Linked DNA regions of Homo sapiens: region 2 is linked to region 1. A link is an interaction called in ENCODE POLR2A ChIA-PET data of the cell type or tissue named here. Cell type or tissue: MCF 10A. All regions are shown on one strand. Each heading gives the region's core, and the rest is flanking DNA. Links, peaks and the distances in the headings are about the cores only. Region 1 overlaps ACOT7 (acyl-CoA thioesterase 7). Region 2 overlaps RPL22 (ribosomal protein L22).

Region 1 (11,553 bases), core at 2,489-7,488:
TACAGGCATGAGCCACCGCACCTGGCCATAACTTTTTAATTTATTTTTTATTTTCTTGCAGAGATGGGGTCTTGCTATATTGCCCAGGCTGGTATCAAACTCCTGAGCTCAAGTGATCCTCCTGCTTCAGCCTCCCAAAGTGTGGGGATTACAGGAGTAAAGTAGGCCACCGCTCCTGACTCTTATTTCACTTAAAAATTTAAAATGTACCTTTACTTAGGTTGAACTACATGAAATTGCCAATAGTCAACAATATTTGACTTACAAAAGCAGCAAAGTGATATTAACCAACTTAATACCTATTAGAAATTTTAGAAAGTTATGTACATTCACCCTAGGACACAGAATGATTTTTTTTTTTGACGCGGAGTCTCGCTCTGTCACCAAGATTGGAGTGCAGTGGCACAATCTCAGCTCCCTGCAACCTCTGCCTCCCAGGTTCAAGCTATTCTCCTGCCTCCGCCTCCTAGTAGCTGGGATTACAGATGTGTACCACCACACCCAACTAATTTTTGTATTTTTAGTAGAGACAGGGTTTTGCCATGTTGTCCAGGCTGGTCCCAAACTCCTGACCTCAGGTTATCTGCCTGCCTCGGCCTCCCAAAGTGCTGGGATTACAGGTGTGAGCCACTGCACCCAGCCAAGGACACAGAATGATTCCTAATAAACCCAGAGAGAGGCAGAAAACCAGACTCCATCCCACAAGCGAAAACCAGACTTGTACAGTCACGTTTAGGGTGGGAATCAAATGCCCACAGCATCCAGCAGGTGAAGCTGGAAAGAGCAGAATTAGTGGGGGCCCCGAGCAGAGGCCAGCCAGGGCCCCCTGCTGCTCAGCTCCTACCTAGCGCCCCCCATGGGGACCCCATTCTTCAAGAAACACATCCACCTAATGAGAGGCACGCATCTTGTGGGCATCTGGACTCTACCAACTAGAGAAAAAGATGAGCACCTGGCGAGATGTGAACAGTGATTGGGTATTCGACGATACTAAGGACTTATAAGTGTGTTTGGGAGGATGTGATAGCGCTATTGTGGGTGTTCAAGGTAGGAAGTTATCTTTTAGATACAATATCTGGGATCTGCTTCGAAATACCGCAGTGGGAAAGAGGTGAGGCAGGAACGGGCAGGTGTTGCCCATTGCTGGTGCTGGGAGACGAATACCCAGGGGCTTGGGATGCTCTACACTCTGCTTTTGTGTATATCTGAGCATTCCCAGAATAAAAAGCTAAAACAGAGACATGGGTGTTATTGATTAAAGCATTATGTTTTTATTACCATGACTTTTCCCACAGAAGCTATAAGAAGATGCTGCTAAATGAGGTAGGACAGGTGAGGGGAGGAGGGGCCAGGTTCACGCTCGCTGCACTTTCGCCTGTCCTTTCAAACACCTGGGGCATCTGTTCGGCTCAACCTGTGCTGGGGGCATCAGCATCCCCGTCTTTCTTTTTCTTTTTGAGAAAGAGTCTCTCTCTGTCACCCAGGCTGGAGTGCAGTGGTGCAACCTTGGCTCACTGCAACCTCTGCCTCCCGGGTTCAAGCGATTCTCCTGTGTCAGCCTCCTAAGTAGCTGGGATTACAGGAGCCCGTCACCATGCCCAGCTAATTTTTGTATTGTTAGTGGAGTCGGGGTTTCACCATGTTGACCAGGCTGGTCTCAAACTCCTGACTTCAAGTGATCCACCTGCCTTGGTCTCCCAAAGTGCTGGGATTACAGGTGTGAGCTACTGCGCCCAGGTGCATCTCCATTTTTCAATCAGCATCCCCATTTTCAAATGAACAACGGAGGCCCTAAGTCACATGGAGGTCCGATTCTGAAGAAAGAGTGCAGGTGAAATACCGGGAAAATAGCTGTTTGGCAAGGGAAAGAATCCTAGGCAGCGGATTTTCTCCCCCAGGCAAATAAGATGCCGCTCCGGGTGCCAGGCAGGGCAGGGCACCTCTGGGCTTCAGGTGGCTTGGCTCTCACAGTTCTGCAAGGTGGTTTTATGTTGTTATTGGAAATAGAAGGTGCAGGTTGGCTAAGCCACCACCAGGCTCTCCTGGTCTCTCTCCCATGGCAAGGGGCCTCCATAAAGGCCCAGCAAGCCCAGCCCTCACAGGGTAGAGGACGGTTGGGCCAGGTCCCTAGCCCAGGACGGCAAGGAAGTGAAAACACAAAACAGAATAGGATCATCCGTGTGTCAATATCGAGGGCTTCCTTGGAGGGGGCAGCCTCAGCTTCTGAATTAACCACACCCACCTGTGAGTGGGCCCCTACCACAGTGTGGTTCAGGAGCAGAGTCTGGAATGAGGCCTGGTGCGAATCCCCCTGCCCCATCGCCCATGCCTGGAGGGGCTTGAGTCCCTCTGTCCCCGTCTAGAGTGTGAGAGTCACTGCCATAGCCTGGCTGGGAGTGAGTCCCCATCACCTCCGCCACTGCCGGCTGGGTGACCTTGGGCAGGCAGGTTGCCCTCCCTGAGCCGTGGGCTCAGTGTCTGTCAGGCAGAGGAGGTGACGGCGCCCACAGGCAAGGTGACTGAGGAGCAAATGGGATGACCATGTGGCTGCCAGCAATGGCAGCTGCTATCATGGGATGTGGGGATTTGGTGGACATCTGTTGAGCTGAACACTAATTTAATTTAGGGCTTTGGGGACAGATCTGAGGTTTGGAGGCTGAACAGAAAAGGAAAGAAAAATGAAATAACTCAGAACACCAGGTAACATGCTGGCTGAGAACCCCACACACTTGGCTCAGGTGGGCAAAGGAGGGATCCAGAGGACAGTTGGCCTCCCCTTACCAGGCACCACACACAGAGGGCATAGAGGACAGTCGGCCTCCCCTTACCAGGCACCACACACAGAGGGCACAGAGGACAGTCGGCCTCCCCTTACCGGACGCCACACACAGAGGGCAGAGAGGCCCACCCGGCCACCTCCTGACTAGGTACTAGGTCATGGCTTCAGAGAGAGAGAGAGAGAGAGCGCAAGTGTGTGTGTGTGTGTGTGTGTGTGTAGGGCACGTGTGTGCGTGTGTTTAAGGGGCTTAGTAGCGGCAGAGCTGCAGCCCACAGACTGAGTTCTTCTAGGTTGATCTGCCTCATAAAGAAACTGACTTGTGACCACAACAGCTGGACTAGTGGTCCCACTCACACACACAGCCAGCACAGGTGTGCCACGGAATTCCACGGCATTTCCCACAGACCAACTCTAAATACTGCCCTGGGCAGCCAACAGAAGCTCTGTCAGCCTCCAATGGGGGCCAGGACCAGCTGCATTTGCCATGAAACGCTGACCATTTATATTCAGAAAATGGCAACCTGGTGATGAAGTGACAACAGCTGAGCACAGGAATGACGATGAGCCAGCAGGATTCCAGCAGGACCGTGTGTGCTGGGGAGACACATTGTTAACTGGAGTATGTGAGAAGTTTATCACCAAATGTGCACTATATGTGGCCTTCCTCAGGGGGAGATACGTCGCCATCCAGCAGCTAGTCAGGGTCCTCCTAGGAACAAATGAGCCAGGGACAAGCAGGAGTTTTAAGGAAGGGACACCAAAGCCTAGCATCAGGAGCCAGGACAGCACATGGACACAGGGTCCTGATGCTGCTGGGGGCCGTGAGCTGGATGCTGAGGGCAGCGGCTGGCATTGCCGGGGAAGCTGGTGCCAGGCATGGCCCAGCATGTCACATAGAGGAACTCGGCTGCAAAGTCAGTGCCATGAGCCGTGAACTTTGTCTGTTCACTGAGGCAGCCTGAGTCCATGACTCACAGCTGGCCCCTCCCCTCTCCACAAACACGGAATCTCACCGGACCCCACCCGATCCTGTGATGCACAAGGCCGGCCCTCTCCACAAACACAGAATCTCACCGGACCCCACCCGATCCTGATGCGCGGCCGGCCCTCTCCACAAACACGGAATCTCACCGGACCCCACCCGATCCTGACGCGTGGCCGGCCTCTCTCCACAAACACAGAATCTCACCGGACCCCACCCGATCCTGATGCGCAGCCAGCCCCTCCCCTCTCCACAAACACGGAATCTCACCAGACAGCACCCTATCCTGATGTGTGGCCGGCCCCTCCCCTCTCCACAAACACGGAATCTCACCGGACAGCACCCTATCCTGATGCGCGGCCGGTCCCTCTCCACAAACACAGAATGACCAACACCGGGTCTCACTGGACAACACCCGATGAGGCAGCAGCCTCCCTGTCTCCATTCTACAAGTCAGGAACCAGACACATGGAGAGTCACGCTTCCAAAGTCACACCACTAGGGGTAGGATGGGACCGGACCTGACCTTGGGCCACCAGAGGCAATGCCATGTTGCCTCCCCATCCTGTCCTGTGACATCGAGTCCAGAGTGGAATTCTTCCCAAGATGATTGCAGGAAGGAGCGTTCAAAGTCACAGACCCAGAGTGTCCAGTGCTGGCCACCAGCTGGTGTCATCAACTCAGGGTGGTTTAGCTGTGGGGGAAGGAGGAGGGAAAGGAAGGGTTCGTGTTGGATTTAATGTTCAGAACTTAGGAAGTGCCTACAATTAACCCCTTGTTCTTCCATCCTGAAAAGCAGAATGAGAGAATAAATGGAAGGAGTTGTAATCAGCTCCTTCAAACCGGGGTTTGCCCCATTTATCCAAAAGGCTACCTTGTTGGTATGAGACTCCACAAGGGACCTCATGTTACTGAAAACCGCTCAGGATCCAAAGCACGTGACAGTCAACCCCGAGGGGAAGATGTGAGCGGCTATTGAGTGCCTGGTGTGCGAATACCCTCTTCACCACCCCCATGCTCCTGCAGGCTCCACACGGCACCCCCAGACCACACTGCATGATGTGACATGGACGCCTGCACTGGGTGAGGACCTGCCTCGTTGTCCCTGTGTCCCTGACCCAACACAGAGCTGGCATCTGGTGCTCAGGAAATGGTTGCTGAATGAATGAATTAATCAATGAATGAATGCAGGTTGACTAACAGGTCACAACCAGCCCAAGCAAGCTGCCCCAGCCACAAAGTATGTGGCTCCTTCAGGCAACAATTTGCGTCAAGAATTAGTCACAGATGAGGGCAGGAAAAGCTCATCCGGTCCCAGAAACCCCAAAGCCAGGTGAGCTTGATGACCGGCCAAAAAACCAAGCCCACACTCAAAATGATCTTGCTGTGTGAGCTGGACGGTGACATTTACAGGGACAGCCTCCTCCAGCCCCAGCAGCCAGCACACACGCACCGGCCTGGGAAACCACGCAGAGTTTAGATCAGCGGCAGACCTGCTATGAAACAACAACTTTATACTAACGATGGAAAAGGCCAAGACTGGTGGATGGAGTCAGTGCTATTCTGGGGCCCAGGCCAGGGGGGCTGTCGTAATCCCACCATGTGTGTCTATTATCAGATTATACCCCACACCTGGAGTTTTATTCTAAGGACCCGGAACAGTGACTCACGAGCGGTGGGAAATCAGGACGGTGTAGCATCCTGACTCTGGCAGACAAGGAGGTCTTTCAAGACCTGGGCTGGCCTCATGGACACTGGCCAGGGCAGCAGGCAGGAGGGCTCTGAGCTCCCAAAGGATCTCATCTGGAAGGATCTTTGTCCACTTCAGGTCATCTGCACCTCCCAGAGAAGTCATAGTAGGATCCTGGGCCAACTCAAGGCCAACTTTACGACTCAGGAGATAACCTTTCTCGGGGAAACACTTAGAACGGTCCAAAAACCAAGCGTTTGGCCTTGCGACAGCGAAGGCTCCCAGTCCCTGCAGGTGTTGAGGCAGCAGGATCAGAGGCGGGAGCAGAAACCCACCCGAGAAGACGGACCTGGCGAAAAACCAGTGCCTCAGCCTCCACCCACCCCAGTCTGTGTTTTCACAAATGCACTTTTTAGTGTCGATCCAGTGGGCTTGAGAAAAACATAGAAAAACCATGGTCTGTGTGTCAGCTGAACTCTGCTGGCTACTTAGAGGGAAGGAAAGTGATCTCATAAAAACTGAGATTTTAATCAACCACTGTTGATCACAAGCCCTCTCCTACCGGCGAGACACAACCCTGGGCATCCTGTTGTAGGGCCTCGTGCCAAGCCTGCTGGTTACCTGCCACCGAGAGAGAGCAATGAGGTCAGATGGTCCCTGCAGAAGTGAGATCATTAGAAAGCCACGTGCCCATCGTGTCCTGCGTGTAAAGACTGCTACCACACAATGCCTGTGTCTATGACAGCACACACAAGACACTACAATCAATGTGTTAACTGAGAAAACTAAATTTTAAGAAAACAACCCAGAAAAACATAGTGCCTTCCTCACAACTGCCTTTCTTGCCACCACTGTCCACCTGGGCCCCTGCCTTGCCAGAGGGAGCCACCCCGCTTCTGACGCTGGAAGCCACTGTCTCCCTTTCACTTTCTTCCGCTGTATTTAAAATATCGAGTGCCTAAGTTTTTTCCAAGATGCTTCTTTCCAGGTTCCTACTGAAAAGCCTCATCAATTTCCCCCACCGCAGGCACAACGGGTGCTGCCAACGTTGGAAAATAACTTTGGCACATTACAGTCCACCGCAGGCAGTCCTCATCTCCCAAGATCTGTAATTTAAAAGATGACAACAAAATTGTAGGACCCGCCGTCCTTGGAGCTGCATTTATTTCAAGAATTACGGGGAAAAAAAAAAGACTTTCTTGGCCACTAATGTATACACGTTAGGTACCAAAGGTATTTTTAATTGTAACATTTAACTGCTTATAGGTTTTTGTTTTGTGTTTTTTTGTTTTTAAGTATTGATCTGTCAACTGGCTTAAAAATAAGGCTTCATTTTCTTCTCCCAAGGCCTTGCTCGTGACTGGGTCAGGCTTGCCTGCAAACCCAAGGCGGCAGTTCACAGCTCGGAGCCCGTGTGCCGCTGTCTGTTCTGTGGGCGGCAATCTGAGATGCCCCCATTTCTATATTTAATCCCAACTGACGGAGCGTGGGCGCCGGCCTCCTATATTAAGAAAATGATAGTAACTTCATCTTGTTTTAAATACCCCACCCGTTAGTAATTACAAGAGTTCTGAAAAGATCCAGTTGAGTGAGAACCTGCGAGACAGCCCTGGCCTCTCCCTCCCAGGTTCTGTGGCTGGGACCATGGACAGAGGAATATTCACTAAGTGGTTCCCGGACGTCTGGGAGCATCATAGACCCAGGGAGAAGGGCCAAGAGCTGCCCACGCCCATTGATTCCTTACATTCTATAGAGTCTGAAGCAGGGAAGGGGGGAGGTCTTGACTGCTTCCTGATGTTTGAGTATCCATGCTTCACTTTCAAAATAAGGAAGCAGAGAAAGGGTAGATGGATTTTGCATCCCAACTGCCATGGAGGCCCCAGCAAGAGGAGGCTGCAGCTACACACGAGCCCCCAGGCCCACCCCTAAGAAGGACAGGCCAGTGAGAGGCTGCGGCCTCAGCCTGGAGGCTACCAAAGCAAGGTCGCTTCCTGGAAGGCCCAGAAATTTTGGTGGGGTGTCAGTTTCCTTCCAAGAGTCCAGGGGACGCTCCTTTTGAAGGGTTTGTGTTCATCACTTGGAACAGGGAAATGTTGTCAGTGGGTATCTGCCACGCATGCCCCTGGCGACCACAGCTAAAGAGAGAAGCACAGGCTGGACAATGTGGCACCAAAAAAAAAAAAAAAAGAAAGAAAAGAAAAGAAAAACACCCCCATCCGACCCGTACACAGGTAGAAAAGTACGTTCTTTTTTTTTTTTTTTTTTTAATTGATAATTCTTGGGTGTTTCTCGCAGAGGGGGATTTGGCAGGGTCACAGGACAATAGTGGAGGGAAGGTCAGCAGATAAACAAGTGAACAAAGGTCTCTGGTTTTCCTAGGCAGAGGACCCTGCGGCCTTCCGCAGTGTTTGTGTCCCTGGGTACTTGAGATTAGGGAGTGGTGATGACTCTTAACGAGCATGCTGCCTTCAAGCATCTGTTTAACAAAGCACATCTTGCACCGCCCTTAATCCATTTAACCCTGAGTGGACACAGCACATGTTTCAGAGAGCACAGGGTTGGGGGTAAGGTCACAGATCAACAGGATCCCAAGGCAGAAGAATTTTTCTTAGTACAGAACAAAATGAAAAGTCTCCCATGTCTACCTCTTTCTACACAGACACGGCAACCATCCGATTTCTCAATCTTTTCCCCACCTTTCCCCCCTTTCTATTCCACAAAACTGCCATTGTCATCATGGCCCGTTCTCAATGAGCTGTTGGGTACACCTCCCAGACAGGGTGGTGGCCGGGCAGAGGGGCTCCTCACTTCCCAGTAGGGGCGGCCGGGCAGAGGCGCCCCTCACCTCCCGGACGGGGCGGCTGGCCGGGCGGGGCGCTGACCCCCCCGCCTCCCTCCCAGATGGGGCGGCTGGCCGGGCGGGGGGCTGACCCCCCCACATCCCTCCCGGATGGGGCGGCTGGCCGGGCAGAGGGGCTCCTCTCTTCCCAGTAGGGGCGGCCGGGCAGAGGCGCCCCTCACCTCCCGGATGAGGCGGCTGGCCGGGCGGGGGGCTGTCCCCCCCACATCCTTCCCGGACGGGGCGGCGGGCCGGGCGGGGGGCTGACCCCCCCACCTCCCTCCCGGACGGGGCGGCTGTCCGGGCAGAGGGGCTCCTCACTTCCCAGTAGGGGCGGCCGGGCAGAGGCGCCCCTCACCTCCCGGAAGGGGCGGCTGGCCGGGCGGGGGGCTGACCCCCCCACCTCCCTCCCAGACGGGGCGGCTGACCCCCACCTCCCTCCCGGACGGGGTGGCTGCCGGGTGGAGACGCTCCTCACTTCCCAGACGGGGTGGCTGCCGGGCGGAGGGGCTTCTCACTTCTCAGACGGGGCGGTTGCCAGGCAGAGGGTCTCCTCACTTCTCAGACGGGGCGGCCGGGCAGAGACGCTCCTCACATCCCAGACGGGGCGGCAGGGCAGAGGCGCTCCCCACATCTCAGATGATGGGCGGCCGGGCAGAGACGCTCCTCACTTCCTAGATGGGATGGCGGCCGGGCAGAGACGCTCCTCACTTTCCAGACTGGGCAGCCAGGCAGAGAGGCTCCTCACATCCCAGACGACGGGCGGCCAGGCAGAGACGCTCCTCACTTCCCAGACGGGGTGGTGGCCGGGCAGAGGCTGCAATCTCGGCACTTTGGGGGGCCAAGGCAGGCAGCTGGGAGGTGGAGGTTGTAGCGAGCCGAGATCACGCCACTGCACTCCAGCCTGGGCACCATTGAGCACTGAGTGAACGAGACTCCGTCTGCAATCCCGGCACCTCGGGAGGCCGAGGCTGGCGGATCACTCGCGGTTAGGAGCTGGAGACCAGCCCGGCCAACACAGCGAAACCCCGTCTCCACCAAAAAAATACGAAAACCAGTCAGGCGTGGCGGCGCGCGCCTGCAATCGCAGGCACTCGGCAGGCTGAGGCAGGAGAATCAGGCAGGGAGGTTGCAGTGAGCCAAGATGGCAGCAGCACAGTCCAGCTTCGGCTCGGCATCAGAGGGAGACCGTGGCAAGAGAGGGAGAGGGAGACCGTGGGGAGAGGGGGAGGGGGAGGGGGAGAGGGAGAGGACGTTCTTACGGTTCATGGCAAGACCTCAACCAAATACTCCATATTTCTGGAAAGGGGTCAGTGCCCCATGATTTGAGAGGGATGACGTGCTGGCCACCAGGGACCCGGCTGAGAGGAGGACCCAGTGTGGGCAGGACAAAGTGAGTTCCTGGGACAGGTGCCTATAGGATGCTTGGACTGGAGTGATATGAACCCCACGCCCAGGCTTTCAGGGTTGACACCATCTCGGGGTTCAAGGTTCAAGTTCACCAGTCCCCACGTCCCGCTCCCCCGCTGAAGCATCAGGATGGACGTGAAGCTGTTCTTCAGAACAGAAGAACCTGGAGAACGATGTTTTCAAACACCAAGATCCTAGAAGGCGAGTACTAGAAGGAATTTAACTGCAGCCTGTGCCACTCAGCTTCACGAGGAAGAAAGCGGCGTCCCAAAGCATTTGTTTGTTCACCTCTTGATCCCCCTAGACCAGAAGTTCCTCAAGAGTAGGGAACAGCTCTTCGTCCACCTTTTTCCTTCCTTGCCCCAACACTGAGGGTCTGGTGTGTTGTGTCCCACGTAGCAGTGGGGGCTCCGGCCAAACAAGGTCACGGAATTGGAAAAGAGTAACTGTGCCCTCTTTTGCATTTTTCAGTGAAAGTCAACTCCTCCTGCAGGTGCAAAAGATTGTTTTTTCACAACTGCCCCAAGAAGACCAAGTGAACAAGAGCGTCTTGGTGGAGGCCTCACTTGCGTCCCCTCCCATGTTTTCTCTGCCTTCCCTTTCCTCTGCCTCCTCCTATAGTCTCAGGCTAAGCTGTGCTGTCCCCTGGCCTCAAGACCCCCAGCAGCGTTGTTTGGCTCCCCAGCAGCTAGACACCTGCATGGATGTTTGTCGCAGAAGGTTTGACTCCCAACCAGCCAGCAGGGCTGTGTCTTCTTCACAGTGTCCCTGGTGGAGCACGGCGGGGCTCGGCACACAGGAGGTGCCTGGTCACTGGTTCTCGAGTTAGAGAGCGGTCATTACGTGTTTCTCACGTGCAGCGCACGTGCAGCCTGGCACAATCCTCTGGGTGGGGCTGACTGCGCGGCACCAGCACAGTCCGCAGTCCTTCCCACGCAGGACCTTCATTTTTCCCAGTCCAGTCATTCAGCTACTGAGTGCTGACTCCATGCCAGGCCCTGCGCTAAGTGGGAATGCAGGAGTGAACAGACAGACAGAGGTCACAGGAAAGTGTGTCAGGAGTGATGGTGCCTTGGAATAAAAAGTAAGCTGAGGCAGTCTAATTTATACAGAGTGCTCATGAGAGGTCTCTTTCCTTTTCTTCAGAGACCTGGAGAAAAACACAGGCAGCCTTACAGTTGTCTGGGTAACCCAGGTAGAGAGAAAGAACCAAGACCCTGGCAGAGGGAACAGCAACAGGCGGAGGGAAGAGCAACCAGGCAGAGGGAACAGTAACAGGAGGAGGGGACAGCAACAGACAGAGGGAACCACAACAGGCGGAGGGAACCACGACCAGGCGGGGGAACTGCAACAGGCGGAGGGAACTGCAACCAGGCAGAGGGAACCGCAGCAGGCAGAAGGAACAGCCACAGGTGGAGGGAACTGTGACCGGGCAGAGGGAACTACAACTGGGCAGAGGGAACCACAAACAGGCAGAGGGAACCACAACCAGACAGAGGGAACTACAACTGGGCAGAGGGAACCACAAACAGGCAGAGGGAACCACAACAGGCAGAAGGAACAGCAACAGGTGGAGGAAACTGCAACCAGGCAGAGGGAACCACAACCAGGCAGAGGGAACTACAACCAGGCAGAGGGAACCGCAACAGGCAGAAGGAACAGCCACAGGCAGAGGGAACAGTGACCAAAGGGAACTACAACCAGGCAGAGGGAACCACAACAGGCAGAAGGAACAGCCACAGGCAGGGGGAACAGCGACCAGAGGGAACTACAACCGGGCAGAGGGAACCACAACAGGCAGAAGGAACAGCAACAGGCAGAGGGAACCACGACCAGGCAGAGGGAACTACAAC
Region 2 (11,553 bases), core at 1-5,000, 110 kb before region 1:
TCAGCCCACACCTCCACACCCGCATCTGCCTCCCCAATGGCTGTCAGTTCGGTAAAGTCACCCTCTCCTTCTACTCTGGTATTACCACGAGAATTGAAATTTTTAAGCAGAAAAAAAAAGAAGTCAAGTTACAAATAAATGAGTGGCGAACCAAGGGAAGCCCTTTGACTATGATTTCCAATTTTCTGTTCAATCCACACTGCAGAGATACAAGGATAAACCACCATTTTGGTTCCCAAGTTTTATTCAAGAACTCATACAAAATTTTCCAGATAAATGAAATTTAATCCTCGTCTTCCTCCTCTTCTTCGTCCTGGTTAATCTGGAAGTAACGTAATTCGTAACTCTCTTTGCTGTTAGCAACTACGCGCAACCAGTCACGTAGATTATTCTTCTTCAAATATTTTTTGGTGAGATATTTCAAATACCTGCAGAGAAAGGACACAAGAACTCCACTAGACAGTTGGTGCTTGCATTCTAAAACATTTTAACATTTATAAAACCCAGCACTCAAAATCATTACAATTCAAGGTGTTTTCCCAAGCCTCAAAAATGGCAAAGGTAAGGCAAATACACCCAGCCAAGGCTCTGAGTTATCAGCCACGTACCATCGACATCGGCAGTAACAATTAGAATAGCCTCAGCATGGTGGCTCAGGCCTGTAATCCCAGCGCTTTGGGAGGCCAAGGCAGGCAGATCACTTGAGGTCAGGAGTTCGAGACCAGCCTGAACAACATGGTGAAACCCCATCTCTACTAAAAATAAAAAAATTAGCTGGGCGTGGTGGTGCACGCCTGTAATCCCAGCTACTCGGGAGGCTGAGGCATGAGGATCCCTTGAATCCAGGAGGCGGAGGGTGTAGTGAGCTAAGATTGTACCACTGTATTCCAGCCTGGGTGACAGAGCAAGACTGCCTCCAAAAAAAGAAAAAAGAAAAAAAACTAGGCCAGGGGCACTGGCTCACACCTGTAATCCCAGCATTTTGGAGGGCTGAGGCAGGCGGATCATGAGGTCAGGAAACGGAGACCATCCTGGCTAACACGATGCAACCCTATCTCTACTAAAAATACAAAAAATTAGCCAGACGTCGTGCTGGGCGCCTGTAGTCCCAGCTAGTCAGGAGGCTGAGGTAAGAGAATCGCTTGAACCCGGGAGGCAGAGGCTGCAGTGAGCCGAGATGGCGCCATTGCACTCCAGCCTGGGCGACAGAGCAAGACTCCATCTCAAAAAAAAAAAAACAAAAAAAAAAAACAAGAGCAGATAAGTAGATAAGTAGATGTACCAGTTGTCCATGAAAATGCAGCAAACACCTATAACATGGTTTTTAGTGACCACTGGAGAAAGATAACATGATAGAAATTTACAGTTAAGTACGCAACCTCAATACCTTTTATGCAGAAAATAGTGGGTTTCCAAAGAGCTGTAAGCGCTGCGCACACATCACCTCACGGAGTCAAACCCCCTTTTGAGGTTGTCTGGATGATGAGGACTGCTTCTTAGGGGTGTGCACACACTCGCTCCTGCTCACCACCCAACACACAGGGACAGAATGCCACCCTGCCACTGCGCTCACGCCCAGAGAGCACAAAGCCTTTCAGTCAGCCTGCCCAATTGCTGCTTTAGCCAGGTGAGAGCTAAACACTCACCACAACAGGGATCATTTAAAAACTCTTTTATTTATTTTTTTAGACAGAATCTCCTTCTGTGGCCCAGGCTCACTGCAACCTCTGCCTCCAGGATTCAAGCAATTCTCATGCCTCAGTCTCCCATGTAGCTGGGATTACAGGTGTATAACACCATGTCCAGCTAATTTTTGTAATTTCAGTAGAGATGGGGGTTTTGCCATATTGGCCAGTCTGGTCTCGAACTCCTGGCCTCAAGTGTCTGCCCACCTCAGCCTCCCGAAGTGCTGGGATTATAGCTGTGAGCCACTGCGACCAGCCAAAACACTCATTCTTTATGGAAAGGCAAAAACTGGCTTTTGTGCCCAACACCCTAACTACATAAAGATGACCTAAGGGCTGGGCACAGTGGCTCACGCCTGTAATCCCAACACTTTGTGAGGCCAAGGTGAGAGGATCCCTTGAATCTAGGAGTTCGAGACCAGCCTAGGCAACATAGCAAGACCCTGTCTCTACACAACATTTTTTTTTTTAATTAAAAAAAAAAAAGATGAAGTGCACCACAGTCTTGGCAGCTCTCTCACCGGCTTGCTTCCGTGGCCCTGAGGCTATTCCGAATCTTCCCAAGCCATAAAGAGGGAATTTCACAACACACAAACCCACAGCAGAGCCAATTCATCTACCCAAGCTGTTTCTCCCACAGTGAAAGGGGATCCCTGCTACTAACCATCTCTTCAGACCATAGCAAGGATTACATGAGATGCTCAGAGAGATCCCTGGCATTTTTTTTTTTTTTGAGACGGAGTTTCGCTCTTGTTGCCCAGGCTGGAATGGCACGATCTCCGGCTCACCTCAACCTCCGTCTCCCGGGTTCAAGCAATTCTCCTGCCTCAGCCTCCCGAGTAGCTGGGATTACAGGCATGTGCCACCACGCCCAGCTAATTTTGTATTTTTAGTAAGAGACGGGGTTTCTCCATGTTGGTCAGGCTGGTCTGGAACTCCCGACCTCAGGTCATCCACCCGTCTGGGCCTCCCAAAGTGCTGGGATTACAGGCGTGAGCCACCGCGCTCAGCATGGATCCCTGGCATATTCACAGGACCCAAATGTCATGAACCAACAGACTCACCATCTCCAAAAAAGGAGCACTGTGACAGTGCTCCACACCAACAAAGCAATCTCCACACCAACAAAGCAATCTCCACACCAACAAAGCAATCTCCACACCAACAAAGCAATCGCCACAAAGTGTGAAGATCTCAATTCAACTGTCCACTTTTTGCTAAGCAAAGATAAATCAATTTGGTCATTCCATCTAAAAAGTATACTTTTGTCAATTATTTCCACCATATTGTATTCAGATGAGGTTAATTCAAAATTTCAGGTGGTTGAAATGTTCCCTGACATAGCCGGACATGGTGGGGCACTCGTGTAGTCCCAGCTATTTGGGAGGCTGAGGTAGGACTGTTTGAGCCAGGAGATGGAGGCTAGAGTGAGCTATGATCACCCCACTGCTCTCCAGCCTTGGTGACAGAGTAAGACCCTATCTAAAAAAAAGGAAAAAAAAAAATCCCTAATAGTACACTGGGGAAAAAAATCAGGTTAAAAAAAAAAAAAAAACCCTGTACAGGCCAGGCAGGGTGCCTCATGCCTGTAATCCCAGCACTTTGGGAGGCCGAGGCGGGTGGATCACCTGAGGTCAGGAGTTCCAGACCAGCCTGGCCAACATGATGAAACCCCCTCTCTACTAAAAATACAAAAAATTAACCGGGCGTGGTGGCAGGCGCCTGTAATCCCAGCTACTCAGGAGGCTGAGGCAGGAGAATTGCTTGAACCTGGGAGGCGGAGGTTTCAGTGAGCTGAAATCGCGCCATTGCACTCCAGCCTAGACAAGAAGATCAAAACTCGTTTTCAAAAATATAAATAAATAAAAACCCTGTACAAATTCAGAGACAGAAAAAGTTCTAGATTCGGGACACCTTGAACCTTTCAGGAAAATTAACTATTATCATCAAGAAAGGAAAGCTGTAATAGATGATTAAGGCACCTTCCCTACTCCACTGGATAAAGAACAGAAAGTTTGTGAAAACGCAAGTGACGCATGTCAGGAGATACCCTCACCCTGGTAAACAGGTCACAGAAAGGTAGCAGAATCTTCCCCAAGGGCTCTGCTACAGCCCAGCAGGCCGGACGCTTTGTACCCCCACCAGAAGCCCCATTCTCACTGCTTCCCAGGCAGACTGTGAGGACTTCACTTAAGCTTCAAAGTCTCTTCTTCACGGACATAGCTAAACATAAAAGCATTAACTACAACCAATTTGTACTAACATACCTTAAAATTTCCCACCACTTGATTTAGTATGTTGGTTTTCTTTTGTTTGTTTTTTTTGAGACAGAGTTTCGCTCTTGTTGCCCAGGCTGGAGTGCAATGGTGCTATCTTGGCTCACCGCAACCTCCGCCTCCCTGGTTCAAGCAATTCTCCTGCCTCAGCCTACCCAGTAGCTGGGATTACAGGCATGCACCACCACACCCAGCTAATTTTGTATTTTTAGTAGAAACGGAGTTTCTCCATGTTGGTCAGCTGGTCTAGAACTCCTGACCTCAGGTGATCCTCTGACCTCGGCCTCCCAAAGTGCTGGGATTTAGTATGATTAAAAGCTCCTAACAGGCCACAGCCCCAGGCTAGGAGCTGAGTATATGCATATCCAATTCTTCAGCAACTGGTAAAGTATTTTAACCTCATCCTCAAAAACCAACACATAACAGAGGAGGGAACTAGCAAATTAATGTCTCCATTTTGAAATGAAAGAAAATGGGCCCCCAGGAATTAACTAGAGTGGACTCTGTCTAAACTGAGGTCTTCAGATTCCTTGTTCAGTGCCAAAGTAGCACTTACAAGGGAAACAACTGGAATTCAAAAGGAAAGCTCTTGGTCAGACACAGTGGTTCATGCCTGTAATCCCAGCACTTTTGGGAGGCCAAGGCAGGTGGATCACCTGAGGTCAGGAGTTCAAGACCAGTCTGGCCAACACGGCGAAACCCCGTATCTACTAAAAATACAATAATTAGGCCGGGCGCGGTGGCTCACGCCTGTAATCCCAGCACTTTGGGAGGCCAAAGTGGGTGGATTACGAGGTCAGGAGATCGAGACCAGCCTGGCCAACATGGTGAAACCCTGTCTCTACTAAAAAACAAAAAAAATTAGCCACGAGTGGTGGCAGACACCTGTAATCCCAGCTACTCAGGAGGCTGAGGTAGGAGAATCGCTTGAACCCAGAAGCCGGAGGTTGCAGTGAGCCAAGATCACGCCACTGCACTCCAGCCTGGGTGACAGAGTGAGACTCCGTCTCAAAAAAAAAAAAAAAAAAAAAAAAGAGGCCGGGCGCAGTGGCTCACGCCTGTAATCCCAGCACTCTGGGAGGCCGAGGCGGGCGGATCACGAGGTCAGGAGATCGAGACCATCCTGGCTAACACGGTGAAACCCCGTCTCTACTAAAAATACAAAAAAAAAAAAAATTAGCCAGGCGCAGTGGCAGGCGCCTGTAGTCCCAGCTACTCGGGAGGCTGAGGCAGGAGAATGGCGTGAACCCGGGAGGCAGAGCTTGCAGTGAGCCGAGATCTCGCCACTGCACTCCAGCCTGGGCAACAAAGCGAGACTCTGTCTCCAAAAAAAAAAAAAAAGAAATACAAGAATTAGCTGGGTGTGGGCCAGGCGCAGTGGCTCATGCCTATAATCCTTGTACTTTGGGAGGCTGAGGCAGACGAATCACCTGAAGTTAAGAGTTCGAGACCAGCCTGGCCAACATGGCAAAACTCTGTCTCTACTAAAAATACGAAAAATTAGCCAGGCGTGGTGGCACATGCCTGCAATTCCAAAAACTCGGGAAGCTGAGGCAGGAGAATCGCTTGAACCTGGGAGGCAGAGGTTGCAGTGAGCCAAGATGGCGCCACTGCACTCCAGCCTGGGCAACAGAGCAAGACTCGGTTTCAAAAAAAAAAAAAAAAAGTAAGCTCTTACTGTGATCTAGAGACAGGAGGCAATTTTTTTTTTTTTAATTGAGATAGGGTCTCACTGTGTCACCCAGGCTGGCCTGCAGTGGCACAATCACAGCTCATTACAACCCTAACCTGCTGGGCTCAAGCCATCCTCCCACTTCAGCTCCCCAAGTGGCTGGACTACAGGCACATGTCACCATGCCCAGCTAATTTTAACTCTTGTAGAGATGGGGGTCTCACTATGTTGCCCAGGCTGGTCTCAAACTCCTGGGCTCAAGCAATACTCCTGTATCACCCTCCCAAAGTGCTGGGATTACAAGCATAAGCCACTGTGCCCAGCCAAGAATATTTTTGAGAAAACAGTCTTGAAAGCAAGTCTGAGTACCTTACTGTTTAAAATACTTTAGCCTGGCCGGGCATGGTGGCTCAGGCCTATAATCCCAGCACTTTGGGAAGCCAAGGCGGGTGGATCACTTGAGGGGAGGAATTTGAGAGCAGCCTGGCCAACATGGTGAAACCCCCGTTTCTACTAAAAATACAAAAATTATCCGGGCATGGTGGCAGGTGCCTGTAGTCTCAGCTACTCAGGAGGCTGAGGCAGGACAACTGCTTGAACCCAGGAGGCGGAGGCTGCAGTGAGCCGAGATCGCGCCATTGCACAACAGCCTGGGCGATGGAGTGAGACTCCAGCTCAAAAAAAAATAAAACACTTTAGCCTGTGAAAGACAAAATTTTAAAACCACCAAAAGTTGACTATTGTTAACAACCATAATAGCATTCATCCACTGCCTCCTGCACTGAGCATAGTTCCAGAAATTAACAGATGCAAACCAATCACTCTGCGGGTGCCCCCACTCCCATGCAGGGAAAAGGCGGGCTGGGCACTGGGTGCACGCAGGCCACACACACACTTCCCTCCTGTACCTTTTGGAGAAAGGCACCTCGGATGTCACGGTGATCTTGCTCTTGCTCCTTTCGATGGTCACCACCCCTCCACCAAGGTTCCCAGCTTTTCCGTTCACTTTGATCCTTTCTTGCAAAAACTGCTCCTGTAGAAATCATTAAATTGACCAATGAAGTGACAAGTTCATCTGTCTCAACAGAATATTTTATCTGTCTCCCAACACTGAACTAATATCATTTTTTGTTTTGGTTTTGGAGACAGAGTCTCACCAGCGCAATCACAGCTCACTGCAGTCTCAACCTCCCAAGCTCAAGTCTCGACCTCCCAGACTCAAGTGATCCTCCCACCTCAGCCTCTCAAAGTGCTAGGATTACGGGCATGAGCCATCCCACCTGGCCCCAGCTGACTTTACAATTTTTTTTTTTTTTTTTTGAGATGGAGTTTAGCTCTTGTTGCCCAGGCTGGAGTGCAATGGCGCGATCTCGGCTCACTGCAACCTCCGCCTCCCAGGTTCAAGTGATTCTCCTGCTCCGCCTCCCAAGTAGCTGGGATTACAGGCATTCGCCACCAGGCCCAGCTAATTTTGTATTTTTAGTAGAGACGGGGTTTCTCCACGTTGGTCATGCTGGTCTCCAACTCCCGACTTCAGGTGATTCGTCCACCTCTGCCTCCCAAAGTGCTGGGATTACAGGCGTGAGCCACTGCGCCTGGCTTAACATTTTTAAGAGAAGGGGTCTCTCTATGTTGGCTAGATTGGTCTCAAATTCCTGGGCTCAAGTGATCCTCCCACCTCAGCCTCCCAAAGCGTGGGGATTACAGGTGTGAGCCAGCATACCTGGCCCTAATATCGGTTTCTTAAATGTTCAGTCTTTTTTAAAAATGGTAACAAATCCCATTTACATACATACTATGAGACAACATCCCAGTGTAAACGTACTTGACTACTTCCACACAAGGCCGACTGGGCCTCGCCACGAAAGGCTTAGAAGGACAACACTAGACAGGAAACCCAAGGCCAGACTTTTACAAGATACGCCTGTAATCCCAGCACTTTGAGAGGCTGAGGTGGGTGGATCTCCTGAGCTCAGGAATTTGAGACCAGGCTAGGCAACATGGCGAAACCCTCTCTCTACAAAAAATACAAATATTAGCCGGGTGTGGTGGCATGTGCCTGTAGTCCCAGCTACTCAGGAGGCTGAGACAGGAGAATCCCTTGAGCCCAGGAGGCGGAGGTTGCAGTGAGCCGAGATCACACCACTGCACTCCAGCCTGGGGGACAGAGAGACCCTGTCTCAAAAAATAAATAAATAAAACAAACTTTTACAAGGTACATGCAACCAAAGCTAAAAGCAACTTCTGAATCTAAGGAGTATAAAACACTGTTCACAGCACTATCAGAAAATAAGCCTTCAACCTAGTAGAAAGAGCAAAGACATAGGGACTGAAACAATTCTAGACCTGGTCCAGGGCCATGTGTGGTACAGCAGAAGCAGCAGCCACTCAGGAGCCTGAGATATTCTCTGCAAACTACTGTGTGGGCCTCAGCAAGACATTCACCTCCTTGTGCTTCAGAAAGCTTTGCCCAAAAAGGACCTTTTTAGTTGTTTTCTTGCTATGGCAATGACATGAAGTCCCTTTCAGCTCAAAATTCCTATAATTTTCTGTTTAAAAACTCCAATACAAAATATGTTAACTGGCTGGGTGCAGTAGCTCACACCTGTAATCCCGGCACTTTGGGAAGCCAAGGCAGGAAGATTGCTCAAGCCCAGGAGTTCAAGACGAGCCTGGGCAACTTAGGAAGACCCTTCCTCTACAAAAAAATTTAAAAATTAGCTAGGTATGGTGGTGCATGCCTGTGGTGCCAGCTATTCCAGAGGCTGAGGTGGGAGGATCACTTGGGCCTATGAGGTTGAGGCTGCAGTGAGCCAGGATCATGCTACTGCCCTCCAGCCTGGACAACAGACCCTTTCTCAAAAAATAAAAATTTGGGAGACTGAGGTGGGCAGATCACGAGGTCAGGAGATCGAGACCATCCTGGCTAACATGGTGAAACCCTGTTTCTACTAAAAATACAGAAAATTAGCCAGGCGTGGTGGCGGGCGCCTGTTTCCCAGCTACTTGGGAGGCTGAGGCAGGAGAATGGCATGAACACGGTAGGCGGAGCTTACAGTGAGCCAAGATCGTGCCACTGCATTCCAGCCTGGGCAACAGAGCAAGACTCCGTCTCAAAATAAATAAATAAATAAAAATTTGGGGCCAGGCGCGGTGGCTCACGCCTGTAATCCCAACACTTTGGGAGCCCGAGGCAGGCGGATCACAAAGGCAGGAGATTGAGACCATCCTGGCTAACACGGTGAAACTCTGTCTCTACTAAAAATACAAAAAATTAGCCGGGCATAGTGACAGACACCTGTAGTCCCAGCTATTCGGGAGGCTGAGGCAGGAGAATGGCATGAACATGGGAGGCGGAGCTTGCAGTGAGCCGAGATCACACCACTGCACTCCAGCCTGGGTGACAAAGAGCAAGACTCCGTCTCAAAAAAAAAAAAAAAAAATTTGGCTGGGCACAGCGGTTCATGCTTGTAATCCCGATACTTTGGGAGGCCGAGGCTGGCAAATCACCTGAGGTCAGGAGTTCAAGACCAACCTGGCCAACATGGTGAAGCGCCGTCTCTACCACAAAAATACACAAATTAGGTGGGCATGGTGGCACACGCCTGTAATCTCAGCTACTCGGGAGGCTGAGAAAGAGAATCACTTAAACCTGGAAGGTGGAGGTTGCAGTGAGCCAAGATCACACCATTGCACTCCAGCCTGGGTGACAGAGTGAGATTCCACCTCAAAAATAAATAAATAAAAATAAAATAAAATGGCCAGGCGCAGTGGCTCATGCCTGTAATCCCAGCACTTTGGGAGGCCGAGGTGGGTGGATCACCTAAAGTCAGGGGTTCGAGACCAGCCTGACCAACATGGAGGAACCCCATCTCTACTAATAATACAAAAATTAGCCAGGCGTGGTGGCAGGCGCCTATAATCCCAGCTACTCGGGAGGCTGAGACACCAGAATGGCTTGAACCAGGGAAACGGAGATTGTGGTGAGCCGAGACTGCACCATTGCACTCCAGCCTGGGCAACAAGAGCAAAACTTGGTCTCAAAAAACAAAGTAAATAAAATAAAATAAACAAAAAGTATACATTAACCATAGATGGGGCACAGAGTGATTAGGTCAGAAATCTTGAATTCTGCATCTCAAGATTCATAAATGACTTAAGTTTTCTATCCTAAGGAGGCTTCCAGAAGGAAAGACAATCACACAAACAGATGAGTGGGCTGAGGGAATGGCTCAGAGGGAGGGAGGCAGGAATAATGCCAGAACAGGGCCACCATGTGAATACCAAACTGGAAGACACCAAAGTTGAAAAAGAGGAGGCCACAGAAAAGCCAGAAGTCACTGGATAGAGAAAGAACTAAGGAAATAGGGGATTTCTTGAAGGACACAGATGCAAACAGCATCTACATAAAGGCAATAAACTATAAGAGGTTACCTAAATTCCATTCTGGATAATTCGTGACCATAATTATTTTGTGTTTAAAAATTATTTTTGTTGTAATGATACTGATCCTGGCAATAGTTCAACCTTCTGGAGAATTTAGAGCAAATGCAAATTTAGGAGACTTCTACACACAAATACGAAGTCTGAATCCCCCAAACATGGCTATTAGAGGAAAAAGAATAAAATGTCAAAACCAAACTGCTGAGTCAAAATGTGGCGGAAGGATTATTTAATATTTCTAGATTGCAATAGGATAGAGGAATATTGGGGAATGGGCCAAATACAGGGGCAAAAAATCAGCACAGAGCAAGATCTGAAGAAAAAAAAAAAAGCTCCAATTACAATTCAGCAAGCAGGGTACTTTAAACACTGAAGCTCAGATGCTTCATAATATAGAAAAGCTTCGGGAACTGCTGCCACCTGTCCAAAGCTCCACATCAAAGCAGTGAGACCCAGGACAGAGGCAGCCCATAGTCAGGATCAGGGTCCCTCACTTATGCTTAAACACACCAAACAGCAAGGGGGATGCCATGGACCCAGTGAAATTTGTCTGTTTCTCAGTAACTTTTTTTGTTTTGTTTTTGAGACGGAGTCTCGCACTATCTCCCAGGATGGAGTGCAATGGTGCGATCTCTGCTCACTGCCACCTCCGCCTCCCGTGTTCACGCGATTCTTCTACTGCAGCCTCCCGAGTAGCTGGGATTACAGGTGCACACCACCACACCCAGCTAATTTTTTTGTATTTTTAGTGGAGACGGGGTTTCACTATGTTGGCCAGACTGGTCTCGAACTCCTGACCTCATGATCTGCCCGCCTCAGCCTCCTAAAGTGTTGGGATTACGGGCGTGAGCCACCGTGCCTGGCTTGTTTCTGGGTAACTTTTAAGTAAAATCATTTGTGGAAACTAAAGGAGAAAAACAAGATAGTCCTCTAACACCTCTGTGCTAGAGCCCTTCTTGCTTATTCTAAGCCCATCTCCTTTTACTCCTCACAACTGTTGCACACACAAGAAGAAACAAGACTTGGAAACAAACAAGTAATCTGCCCACATTCCCAGGGTGAGATGATACAGCCAGACCTGTGAAGCTGCCTATAAGCCTGAAAACAGAAATGTACCCCAGTAGGTTTTCTCAACAGTATCTCAAAATGTTCGTGACCACCCGAGTGGCAATAAGGATGTAACTTACAAAATTGGCAGCATCCATGATTCCATCTTCTACAGGGTGGGTGCAATCAAGAGTGAACTTCAGAACTTGCTTCTTTTTTTTGCCCCCCTTCACCACAAGCTTTTTCTAAGAAAATACACAAATGATAACAGAGATGAAGTTTCAGTCAGTCGGAAAAACAAGATTAACAGAACCAGAAACGTCATAGGTATAAAAGTCCATACAAATACAAAACTAACGGAAGTGTGCTCCCTTTGCCAGAGGGCCAAGAGGCATCACTGCCTGAGTGCCAGAGGTATAATGGGGCAGAT

Evidence for each region. ChIA-PET counts read pairs that join two places held together with the same protein. Peaks named below come from ENCODE experiments on the same cell type or tissue, not always from the same donor. Only the 100,000 strongest peaks of a DNase experiment are listed, where the experiment ranks them.
Region 2: POLR2A ChIA-PET joins it to region 1 with 6 read pairs; 1 of 35 experiments calls an interaction of 5 or more read pairs at or near these places.

Annotation. Positions count from the first base shown.
Region 1 is chr1:6,296,696-6,308,248 of GRCh38, forward strand. The region is part of intron 6 of ACOT7 (acyl-CoA thioesterase 7); the gene reads right to left. Among named protein-coding and RNA genes, the nearest start is that of GPR153, 41 kb to the left of the region's middle. RefSeq lists an enhancer at 4,517-5,716. In MCF 10A, for the core only: no CTCF peak of the experiment used is centred there; a DNase peak (open chromatin) is centred at 5,036.
Region 2 is chr1:6,186,389-6,197,941 of GRCh38, forward strand. RPL22 (ribosomal protein L22) reads right to left here. Exons shown (of 4, transcript NM_000983.4): 2 at 11,264-11,368; 3 at 6,542-6,666; 4 at 1-428. The coding sequence ends at 284. Among named protein-coding and RNA genes, the nearest start is that of RPL22, 7.4 kb to the right of the region's middle. In MCF 10A, for the core only: no CTCF peak of the experiment used is centred there; a DNase peak (open chromatin) is centred at 2,273.